Linked DNA regions of Mus musculus: all the other regions are linked to region 1. A link is a contact called in ENCODE Hi-C or POLR2A ChIA-PET data. All regions are on one chromosome and are shown on one strand. The core of a region is the stretch at or near the end of the contact, and the rest is flanking DNA. Distances in the headings are between cores, read along the strand shown.

The links. Hi-C counts contacts between places; a loop is a spot of excess contacts on that map. ChIA-PET counts read pairs that join two places held with the same protein, here RNA polymerase II (POLR2A).
Region 2: POLR2A ChIA-PET joins it to region 1 with 13 read pairs in Patski. The contact joins the promoter of Zkscan1 here to the promoter of Mepce in region 1. A Hi-C loop is called at or near these places in 2 of 37 maps with a recorded cell type or tissue (both left cerebral cortex). POLR2A ChIA-PET finds 5 or more read pairs at or near these places in 2 of 5 experiments (Patski and embryonic stem cell).
Region 3: a loop to region 1 is called in a map of v-Abl transformed pro-B cells, with 2.5 times the contacts of the local background. The contact joins the promoter of Trip6 here to the promoter of Mepce in region 1. A Hi-C loop is called at or near these places in 2 of 37 maps with a recorded cell type or tissue (T-helper 17 cell and v-Abl transformed pro-B cells). POLR2A ChIA-PET finds 5 or more read pairs at or near these places in 1 of 5 experiments (Patski).

What each region holds. Positions count from the first base shown.
Region 1 is chr5:137,784,363-137,788,080 of GRCm38, reverse strand. Mepce (methylphosphate capping enzyme) reads left to right here and starts at 1,380. Exons shown (of 4, transcript NM_144913.3): 1 at 1,380-3,620. The coding sequence starts at 2,019. Zcwpw1 (zinc finger, CW type with PWWP domain 1) reads right to left here and starts at 279. Exons shown (of 17, transcript NM_001005426.2): 1 at 136-279.
Region 2 is chr5:138,082,943-138,086,967 of GRCm38, reverse strand. It overlaps Zkscan1 (zinc finger with KRAB and SCAN domains 1), which reads right to left and starts at 1,884. Exons shown (of 6, transcript NM_133906.4): 1 at 1,737-1,884.
Region 3 is chr5:137,312,390-137,316,238 of GRCm38, reverse strand. It overlaps Trip6 (thyroid hormone receptor interactor 6), which reads left to right and starts at 1,998. Exons shown (of 9, transcript NM_011639.3): 1 at 1,998-2,279; 2 at 2,531-2,658; 3 at 2,763-2,888; 4 at 3,150-3,533. The coding sequence starts at 2,171. Slc12a9 (solute carrier family 12 (potassium/chloride transporters), member 9) reads left to right here. Exons shown (of 14, transcript NM_031406.3): 14 at 402-1,681. The coding sequence ends at 1,288.

The sequences.
Region 1 (3,718 bases), core at 131-2,630:
CTGAAGATTAGCGATTCTGAAGAGCAGGGGCTAAGGTCCGCTGTGGCTCCGAAGAGAAAATTTCTCCTCAGCCAACAGGTACCGAGAGTCACCACAACTAACACTTTCCTCTGCAGTCGCATAAAAGACAACTACCTTCTGGGGCGACGAGGACCTAAAGGTGAAGCGCAGCTAACGCTGTCGCAGCCATTCCGCACATCCCTTCCACCTCGAGCAACTTTTCCCGCCACCAGGAGAAGGCGCGAGGACACGGACAAATTCCGCCCCCAAGCGGCGTGCGCTCAGGTGCTGCGCGTGCGCAGTTGGAAGTTGCTTCTGCGTCTGCGCAGCCGGAGTAGCCCGCCATCTTAAGAACGAAAGCCTAGTGAAACTACAAGTTCCATAATCCTCGCTGACATCTTTAGTTCCGCGCCCCCCCCCCCATAATATCCTGCGAAGCGCCCTAGGCACTTCATTCTTATCTCTGCCTCAAATCGCTTTCTCTTTCCTGTTTTCGTGCTATCACTCCCTACCTTTTAGTTGTCGTCACCCTCTTAAATTTTGAAACCATCTTGAGCTCCCCCCTTGCCTCTACAGTGCTCTTTCCTGACAAATAGTCTGTGGACTGGGAAACTCCGCCAGCCATCAGTCTGAGGATTCTGCATAGAATCAGTGCTTCCCATTGGCCGAAACAGGAGCCCAAACAGGTCGATACCCTTTCCCGCCCACATTCGCGGTGTGTCTAGCTGCAGGGATAATGCTGTAAAATCCGCAACGCTAGCGGGTGGCGCTGAGGGACCGATACGCAGGCGCTGCACTATGGCAGCGGCGTCCGAGGCCTGACGTAGGTGTAGGGAGGAGAGGAAGGCGTAGTTCTCTAGATGTTTGTCCCTGGTGGAAGGAGGAGGGCCGCTTGAACAACTGGGCCATTTCAGGGGAAGAGGAGTTTGGACAATCTCGATGTTTTAGTACTTGTTTGTTTTCAATTCAGAAAATATATTAAATAATATATTGCATTTTATTGATAACAGTTCTTGAGACAATGGTCTCGATTCCTTAGCCTACTTTATCATCCTCTCCTCAGGTTCTCCTAAGTCCTAATTCTAATGAGATAGGCTGGGGGCGGGGGGAAGGGGTGGGGAAAAGACCAGCGATCGCTCATGAATAATTCATGAGCCCGCCTCTTTCGCTGGGAATGCACGCCCCTTGGAAACGTGCTGACGCACGCTGCGTGTAATGAACCTAAGGAAACGACGTCACACTCCCCGCCCCTAGAGCGGAGGGGGCGGAACATCATCTCCAGCACGTGTTGCCCCTTCAACCCGCGCAAGTCCAAAAGGACTGTGCGCAGGCGCTCTCCAGGAGGGGCGGGGATGGGGGAGGAAGGAGGCGGGGCAGGGAGGTTGTTGGGTTTAGAGCCGGGCGGAGACGGCGGAGCCTCATTCCTCAGGAACAAGGGTCGGGTGTCAAGGAGACCTTTTCACACCAGCTCCCGTTCCCCGCCTACGGTGGGTGGGATCGCACGGCAGAGACAAAGGATATCAGTAGGGCTTGGACTTAGCAGCGAAGGGAAGTCGGGTGTCCGTGTGGGGCGGTGGGCGTCTCGGGCTGGGGGAGGGTGAGGTAATTAGGGAGGGGGGCTGTATTTAAACTCTCGGAGCCGTTAAGTTGGTTCGCACTCCCGATGCGCGCGCAGCCTGGGTGGTGGCGGAGCGCGCATGCGTGGGTCCTGGGCGAGCGGGACGCGCGCCCGTCGTGCGCGCTCGCGGCAGAGTGGTAGTGGCGGAGAAAAGGGAGTCGGCGCACGCGCAGTTGGTTCCTCGGCTTGTCCGGGTCTCGCGGGCATCTTGTTTTGGTCTCGCGGGCGAGTGGAGCGCGCTTGGTGTGTCGCGGGAGGGAGGTGGAGGCGCGAGGCAGAGCTGCGCGCGCACTCGGGGAAGGAGGGAGTGAGGTGGTCTTAGGAAGGGTTACAGGGGGCTTCCCCTTGCTCTCTTCTCAGTACCCTCGCTTGAGAAGGGGAAATTAAACAGGGAGAGGAGATGATCGAGATGGCGGCGGAGAAGGAGCCCTTTCTGGTGCCGGCCCCGCCGCCGCCGCTCAAAGATGAGTCGGGCGGAGGGGGCGGCCCCGAGGTGCAATCGCACCAAGAGGCTGCCTCCGGGGAGCTCCGTGATGGGACAGAACACGGGCCGGGCCCTCGCGCGCACTCGGCCGGGGCCGCAGCCAGCGGAGGGGGCGGCCCCCAGGCACAGGCGCACGGGGAGCCCCACGGGCGAGCCGCCGCTCCTGCGGACGTGGGGGAGGAGCGCCGGGGAGGGGGCGGGACGGACCTGGGTCCCCCAGCCCCTCCTCGACCTCGCAATGGCTACCAGCCCCACCGACCCCCTGGGGGTGGTGGGGGCAAAAGAAGAAATAGCTGTAACGTGGGGGGAGGGAGCGGTGGAAGCTTCAAACATCCGGCCTTCAAGAGGCGCCGGCGAGTGAATTCAGACTGCGACTCTGTGTTACCATCCAATTTCCTTCTGGGGGGTAACATATTTGATCCACTGAACCTGAATAGCCTCCTGGATGAGGAAGTGAGTCGCGCACTCAATGCGGAGACCCCAAAGTCATCCCCACTTCCGGCCAAGGGGCGAGACCCTGTGGAGATCCTCATCCCCAAAGATATTACTGACCCGCTCAGTCTCAACACTTGCACTGACGAGGCCCATGTAGTGCTTGCCTCACCACTCAAGATTGGTCGCAAGCGCCATAGACACCGGGGACCGCACCACCAGCAGCAGCAGCAGGCGTCTGGAGGGAATGATAGCAACGCCGCCGTGCTGCCCACTGACCCTCTCACGCCCTCACTCCATGGGGAGGGTGCTACGCAGCAGCAGCAAAACAGAGGCCAGAACCGTGATGCCCCTCAACCCTATGAACTCAACACAGCCATCAACTGCAGGGATGAAGTTGTGTCTCCCCTTCCATCTGCCCTGCAGGGTTCCTCAGGCTCCCTTTCTGCCCCTCCAGCTGCCTCAGTTACCTCTGCACCCTCTACTTCTTCCTCCTCCCGACATCGCAAACGTCGCAGGACTTCCAGCAAGTCAGAGGCAGGGGCTAGGGGTGGAAGCCAGGGTTCCAAGGAAAAGGGCAGAGGGAGTGGAGGAGGCCGTCACCACCACCACCCACTACCTGCAACTGGCTTCAAAAAGCAACAGCTAAAGTTCCAATATGGGAATTACTGCAAGTACTATGGCTATCGCAATCCTTCCTGTGAGGACGTGCGCCTTAGGGTGTTGAAGCCCGAGTGGTTTCAAGGCCGGGACGTCCTAGATCTGGGCTGCAACGTTGGCCATCTGACCCTAAGTATTGCCTGCAAGTGGGGCCCAGCCCGCATGGTGGGGCTGGACATTGATCCACGGCTTATCCACTCTGCTCGCCAAAATATCCGACACTACCTGTCGGAGGAGCTTCGTCTCCAAGCTCAGACTTCTGAGGGGGACCCAGGGACAGAGGGGGAGGAAGGGACTATCACTGTCCGAAAAAGGAGCTGCTTCCCAGCCTCACTGACAGCCAGCCGGGGTCCCATCGCTGCACCCCAAGTGCCCTTGGATGGAGCGGACACATCTGTCTTCCCCAACAATGTCGTCTTCGTCACGGTAAGAGTCCAAAGGCTCTTGGAATAGGGTTCAGATGTGAAGATGAGATTAAATAGGAATGTGTTGGGGGGATGGTCATGACCTAGAGGTGTATCCAT
Region 2 (4,025 bases), core at 635-3,134, 300 kb before region 1:
ACCTTTGGGTTCCCTCTCAAACGAAACACATTCTGACATACCATCTCCTTTAGAAAAGATCACTGCCCAGCAACCAAATCTCACCAAAGAAAAAAAAAACAAATGACTTCTGACAAGAAAAGACTCCAGACTCCAGGCTGCAAGCATGGTTTATTTCAAAGGATGTTTTCTCAAAATCCAGTCTTCCTTCTATTGCACAGTCTTGCAAGTTTAAATAAATGATCCTCTACTCCCCTCTTCAACAGAGACATAAAATGCTTTATAATATGAAAAACTTAGTCTTAAAAGATACCTAGTGGTCTAGTATTGTGTGCCTGTAGTCCCAGCACTCTAGAGGCAGTGGCTAGATTTTCAGCCAGAACTAGAGAGACCCCTCCCCGCCCCCCCCTTTTTTTAATCTATCTAAAGAATATCAACACCACCACAGAATGAAAAGCTAAGATTTAAAACTTAGTACACTGGCCTGGTTGTATCTAAATATAGTATAATGCACTTGAAATTTTTCCTGTTTCCTTCATGGAGACATGAAGTAGAGGATCAACAAAAGAAAATAGCATTCAGCCGCAGGCATTTCTGTAAGTTAACAAAGATGATCCTGAATAAAATAACAAGTAAGAATCTTGTGTGGTAATTGAAAGAGGACACAAACCTGAAAGAAAAAAAACATCTGGATAATTCTTCACTACAGTTTCCTTATAATAAAGGTATTTTCCCACATTTGGCCAGCTTTTCTAGTAACTTCACTTGATGTGGTTACAATGAATTCTTCATAATTCCAACAAGTATTTATTGACTGCTTTCAATCCGCCTAGCACTGCCCTGTACAATAAATGCTTTCTTTGGTCCCAGGCCATGGAACAGCCACTCTCTATAATCAATGTGTGTGTGTGCTGTGTGTGTGTAGGGAGGGGAAGGAAGGGGGAACTTCAAACTAAATGAGCTGCCTTTTTTTTTTTTTAAATTACAATTACATTTACCAACTCCACTCATTTCAAGTTTGAAGAACCTTTTTGAGCAAAGGTAGTTAATTTTATGGATAATAAAACTGACAGTTGGCAAATGTCTAATCTCATCTAAGGTCATTAAGCTGATCAATCTCCTACTGGCCCAGTGTGGTTTCTCCCAGATACCCTTCACGTCTCACTCATTGCAATCAAGCAAGGTGAACTAACACTCCACTAATCTCCCAGATAGCACAGTTAAACAGGCTTAAACCAGCAAGAGGTCTTGAAGCATTGCATAAAGCTGACAGCCGGCTGTTAATTTCTACTAGATCTTTTAACCACCGTCAAGCCGCCAGCGCTTTCGCTCAGCGTTGGGAGATGGAAAGACAGAAAAGCAAGTGATCCGGAAATGTTTTCGGAACCTCAAACCTGTACAGAGCTCAAGGTCTTCCGCGTCGTTTATCTCAAGATTCTCAAGGACCCAAGACGCCCGGAGAAGTAAACGACAGCAATAAAACGAAAACCACACAAAACACTTTCCCCTGCAACCACAGCAAATGGCGACAGGAGGGGGGGAGGGGGAGAAGAATCCAGACACGGGGATCACGTCCATTTGTGATCTTGTCCTCAGAAATGTTATACAAGGATGATGACATGAAAGAGCTCCCCACTGACCCCAGAGATTCGAGCACCGCCGGGACCCCGCAGGGCTCCTTTCCAAGTCCCCCCGGGTGGTCACACGGTCCACCCTCGCAGCCCGCCCGTCCTCCGAGAGTCCGCCATGAGACTCACCGTGAGTCTCCGGAGCGGCCTGGGGACGCCGGGCGACCAAGCACAGCTTGCTCTGGGTTCAACCCGACCGAAGGGCACTGCACACCGACATAGGCCCTCCCAATACCTCGCCACAGGCACAATGAGTCACAAAGACCGGAAGTAGGTCAGCACCTCATCTTCCGGGATCGAGTTGAGCTTCCGGGTCTCCTCTAGGAACACGGGAGGACTTTGCATCTCGGTTTCTGAATTTCTTGTTCCGAGTCTCCCTACCCAACACCCCCCCCCCCCCAGCCCTGATTGCCTGTCTTCAATTCCAGAGGTGACAGATAGAGATAAAGTGATCCTGTTTAGGGTGTTCAGGTTTTTTTTTTTTCCTGATGTAGTATTTTTCAGCTCTATATTTGTTACTTTCTTCCCCATCTTTTCCATCTTGGGCAGTTATCAATAATAGTAATTGTATGCCTGTGGCAGAGAAGCTGAAGCAAGGGTGTAGATGGAGTTAGATCAAAGCCAAGCCAGGGGTGTCTGGTTTCACAGATCAGCCCTGGTGAGGTTTGCCAGTTGAGTGCATGGTGTTTCCAGATATGTGGCCCGAGGATAAAAGACTATCTTTCAGTAAACAAGCTACTTACACTGGTTCTGTAGAATATGCTATTATAGCACTTTAAAAGGATCTTTCAGAGGAATTACAGACGCTCAACAATTACTGCCTTTATCTCTTTGCCTTGTGGGCAATACAGAAATGAGGCTCCACCTTATAGAAGGCTCTATATCAAAGGCAAGTCCACAAGGAAGAGACCATACAGCATGGGGGAGATAACTTTATAAAACAATACTCCAAAATTAAAAAGCAATTGAAGTATTGTTCCTTTTTTATTAATTGATTATTAATTAATTCACTTTACATCCCAATATCAGCCCCCCTTCTCCCAGTGATAGGTTATTTCTCCGCCAGTGAAACGAGCCCATTCAGGCTAGATTATATTATAATAAAGGCAGGTTTATTGGGAAGCTGCTCTTGGTAGAGTTCACTGGCCCCAAGGATTGAGGCAGGAGAGTTGCAATGGGAGGGGAGGCAGAAAGAGAAAGGGCTTACATGCAGAGAAAGAAGAGAAGGAGAAGGAGGAGAGCAAAATGTTTGGATTATAAAGGGAAGAGTCTCTGGGGAAGGGCAGCCCAAGCCCTGGGATGGAAAGTTCAAGGCTGGGGGCAGGGTATACCAGGTAGGATCTGAGGGATGCTGGGAGAACCTGAAGACCAGGTCTGTTTTGATATGTAAAATATTCATCTCAGTCCCCTCTTCTGGGGTCCAAAACCAAACACCCAAAACCGCCTTAGGCAAGTCATCCTCCAATTCCACCTTCCCCTATTTGCAGTATTGTTAAAGGAAACAAGGAGCCAGCCATTCACTTGGAGAAGTAGGAGAAACCTTTATTCATGCATGGACTACAAAGCACGCTTGTGCTTTGAAGGGTTCAGTCCCCTTGGCAGTTTCTTACAGCTTTTTGTAGGTCAGGTAGTGGGGTTGTCATCCATGTCTTTGTGACAATCTTAGAGTGGACTCTGATCCCCTTAATCATTAAAGGGAATTTAGTTAGGCACGTTTACAGGAACAAATAGCTAGCTAGGTAGATAATAATACACAAACACTTGGCAGGTAGCAATAAAATATACAAGCATTTGCAAATAACAACACATTTTGGCTGGTAAAAGATGTTTATCTTAGCAAACATAAATGGTATCTGCAACATGACCTTTGTCTGCTGTGACAAAATTTCTTTCAGACAGCTTCTGGCAAGTGTTTGTTTTTCCCAGATAAGAAGTAAGGGGTTTTTTGTTTTTTGTTTTTTAATAAGCAAACAAACTCCTCTAAGTAAAAGTTTAGCTCACATACAGCTTTTAGGCTAAGGTTTTTGTTTGTTTGGTTTTCCAGACAAAGGTTTTTCTGTGAAGCCCTGGCTGTCCTGGAACTTTGTAGACCAGGCTGGCCTCGAACCCACAGAGATCTTCCTGTCTCTGCCTTCAAAGGACTGGGATTAAAGGCTTAAGATTTTTATTGAGCCAGTATAACATGCTGTTGGCTGAGAAGACCTGCCCTAGAACACTTGTGGTGCTGTCCAGTGTGTTGAAGGTCCAGATGGAACAAAGATGGAAGGAGGAGGAAACGGACATTTATGTGTAAGCTTAATGATAATAATAATAATTATAATAATAACAATTCTTTTCTTCCTCCTCCTATTTGTCTTCCCCCTGCTCCTTCTCCCTCTCCTTCCCTGTGTGCATGTGTATCTATATGTGTGGGTGCAG
Region 3 (3,849 bases), core at 749-3,248, 470 kb after region 1:
GCAAGCCAACAGACAGACAGACAGACACCCCCCCAACCCTAAAGGAAATCTACGATGGGGCTTGGAATATAGCTGTTCTTAATCTTCTTGATCGATCTCGTAGCACTAGCTTTAATCTCCAGCATCTCTCCTCACAAGGGAAAAACATCCTAAAGGGAACTTTACCTATTTAAAGTGGAAGAGATGAGTCCTAGAGATAGTCAAATAAATGCCTGTGAAAGTGTTTAGCCAAAGCCAAATCATTGTGCAAACCTGTGTCTGATGTTTGCTGTAAGGGCTTCGGCCAAGGAGGATACCATACCTCATGGCTGACCTAAGTGTGAGTGGGCGCGTTTTATGTGGTGTAAACTCAGTCCTCAGTCTGATTTCTGTTCCTTCCTGCCTCCCTTCTCTGCTCCTAGGCGGCATGAAGCCCAACACATTGGTGCTGGGTTTTTACGACGATGCCCCACCCCAGGACCATTTTCTAACAGACCCAGCCTTCTCTGAACCTGCAGAGGGCACCAGAGAGGGCGGGTCGCCAGCCCTGAGCACGCTGTTCCCTCCACCTCGGGCTCCTGGGAGCCCCAGGGCTCTCAGTCCCCAAGACTACGTGGCCACGGTGGCAGATGCTCTCAAGATGAACAAGAATGTGGTTCTCGCACGAGCATGTGGGGCTTTGCCCCCGGAGCGGCTAAGCCGGGGGTCCAGTAGCAGCGCTCAGCTACATCATGTGGACGTGTGGCCCTTAAACCTGCTGAGGCCCCGGGGTGGACCTGGCTACGTGGACGTCTGTGGCCTTTTTCTGTTGCAGATGGCTACCATCTTAAGCATGGTGCCTGCCTGGCACAGTGCCCGGCTCCGGATCTTCCTGTGCTTGGGGCCCAGGGAGGCTCCTGGGGCAGCAGAGGGAAGGCTTCGGGCCCTGTTGAGTCAACTCAGGATCCGGGCAGAGGTGCAAGAGGTGGTGTGGGGTGAAGGGGCAGAGACTGGCGAGCCTGAGGAGGAGGAAGGGGACTTTGTGAATGGTGGTCGAGGAGACGAAGAGGCTGAGGCTCTAGCTTGCAGTGCCAATGCCCTGGTGCGAGCACAGCAGGGGCGAGGCACCGTAGGAGGCCCTGGGGGACCCGAAGGAAGGGATGGGGAGGAGGGACCCACCACAGCCCTTACCTTCCTGTACCTGCCTCGACCGCCTGCTGATCCTGCTCGCTACCCCAGATACCTGGCACTGCTGGAGACCCTGAGCCGTGATCTGGGTCCCACCCTTCTTATTCACGGGGTCACTCCGGTAACCTGCACTGATCTCTGATGCCTGTTCATACAGGGTTGGATAGAGCGGGCCCAGGCTCATTCTGAGCAATGGACGCCCCTCCCCCCGCCCCAAGTGGGCCCTGCCCTTTGGATGATGTGTTAAGGGGACCATGGTCTCCTTTGGGCGGGGGAACGGACATAGTACACTAATTCTAGGTGGCTGCCCCATTGTAGGGGAGGACATTGCGGCCCTGTCCCTGGTCTTCCTCCGCTTCCTTCACTGGTGCCTTGACCAGAGGGGCTGGCCTCTTCTGTGACTCTAGGCTACCTCAGTGTCCCCATCCTGGCCACAGACGCACCGCCTCCCTCTCCCCGACTTCCTTGGGTGGTGATGTTTGTGTTTTGTTTTATTTTTCTAACTACTGACCATAAATAAAAGACCGAAACACTATGGGCTGGTGGAGCACTGCTGGTGGGTAGGTGAGAGGCAGCCGGGTGGGAAGGGAGAGAACCGTGAGGGGGTGGAGACAGATGCGTTCAGAGCCTGGGCCGAGAGGCTGCCACGTGCAAGACTGGGGCAGGGATCCGAGAGAATTGCTGGGCCAGAGCCTCTCAGAGCGGCCTGCAGCCCACCCTGCAGCTTGGCTCCGGAGGAGGGCGGTCTTCTCTTAACAGGAGGGGGCCAGAGAGGGGAAGGATTGTAGAATAAGGCTTGGGGCCACGTGACCCTCCCCTGGAATGTGGTGACGTCAGGGGGCGTGGTCGTCTCCAAAATTGGGGAGGAAGGGAGGAAAAAAAGCCAGAAAAAGTTTCTTTGCGGGAGTCCCAAACGGGGCGTGGGACAGTAAGGGAGGGAAAGGGCCCAAGGCTCCGAGCTCCAGGCTCTGAGCTTGTGGGGACCCTGACCTCTGTCTGGAGTGGAGTAACCCTATTCCAGACCATGTCCGGGCCCACCTGGCTTCCCCCGAAGCAGCCAGAACCCTCCAGACTCCCTCAGGGGAGATCGCTGCCCAGAGGCGCCCTGGGCCCGCCAACGGCCCACGGAGCAAGTAAGTGTTCCTCTCTCACACACGCCGGAGTAGCAGAAGAGCCGCTGGCCACCTTCCTTCACCTTTTCTCCCTTGCCTGCCTGCTTCCTGCTGTCCCTTTCCCAAACCAGAGGCCCCAGCTCTTGTGCAACTTTCCCTGACTCTTGGTTGATTCCCAGACTCCCGGGAATGTGAAGAAGGAGAGCCACCCTTAGAAGGGCAGCTCTACCGAGGTACCCTTCTCCAGTCCCACCTCCTGTCTCTCCCTTTAGCACTCCAGCCTCACCCCAGGGTCAACTTTTGCCCCCTCCCGCCTGAACACTGTTATCAGCCTCCGGGGGTACCGGAAGATCGGGGGCCTACTTGGGTGGGATCCCATGGAACACCCCAGCGCCTGCAGGTGAGAAGTGGAGATGAGGGTAGGGTCTCTCAGGGTCAAGGTGAAAGAAGTCTAGGTCGGGGGTGTCATCAGCATTTGTTCTTCCTCCTTTCCCTCTGTCTCAGGGGCTCCCTCCAGACAGGGGGATCATCCGCCCTGGCAGTCTGGATGCTGAGATAGATTCGCTCACCAGCATGTTGGCTGATCTGGACGGGGGTCGCAGTCATGCACCTAGGCGGCCAGACAGACAGGTGACTTCCTGTGTTCTGTCTCTGCTTCCCCATCCTCAGCCAGTTCCCTGCCCTAGCTTCTCAGCCTCAGTCCACCCTCTTCACTGCCCACCTACCCTCTTTGCAACTAATAAACACCTGGTTCAAGGAATCACGCACTTCCTCCTTGGCAGGCCTAGGCCATGGGAACTTGTCAGAAGTCATTGCTACCCTGGGGTTCCCACCTGGCACGCATGGATCTTGGGTCTGGCTTTACTGTTTCTGCATTGCTTGTCTTCCCAGGCTTTTGAGGCTCCCCCACCCCATGCTTACCGCGGAGGCTCCCTGAAGCCCAGTGGAGGTGCTGTTCCAACCCCGATGCTCCCAGCATCCCACTATGGTGGACCTACCCCAGCCTCCTATGCTACCGCGAGCACGCCAGCTGGCCCTGCTTTCCCTGTACAAGTGAAGGTGGCTCAACCTGTGAGAGGCTGTGGACTGCCCAGGCGAGGGGCCTCTCAGGCCTCTGGGCCTCTTCCAGGCCCCCACTTTCCTCTGACAGGTCGTGGTGAAGTCTGGGGGGCTGGCTATAGGAGCCACCGAGAGCCAGGACCGGGGGTTCCGGAGGGACCTTCTGGAGTACATATCCCTGCAGGAGGAGGGAGAGGAGGTGGGCATGAGCCTCAGGTAAGCTGGGGCTGGGCACTGTGGTTTGTGGTCACCGGAAGTAACTGGGCATTGATTAGGTGGCGTGGAGGCCGAGGAGTACTTAAGATACTGTTTTTAGGAGATGTTGGTAGAGTGCTTGCTTAGTATGCAGGAATCCCAAGGTTCTAGACCCAGCACTGTATAAACCAAGTGCGGGGGAGGTAGAGGCAGGAGAATCAGTAAATTAAGGTCATATTTGACGCACATAATGGGTTCCAGGCCAGCCTAGGCTATATGAGACACTGTCTCAAATATAAATAAGTGCATAAGTCAATCCCAGTTTTAAGGTACTCAG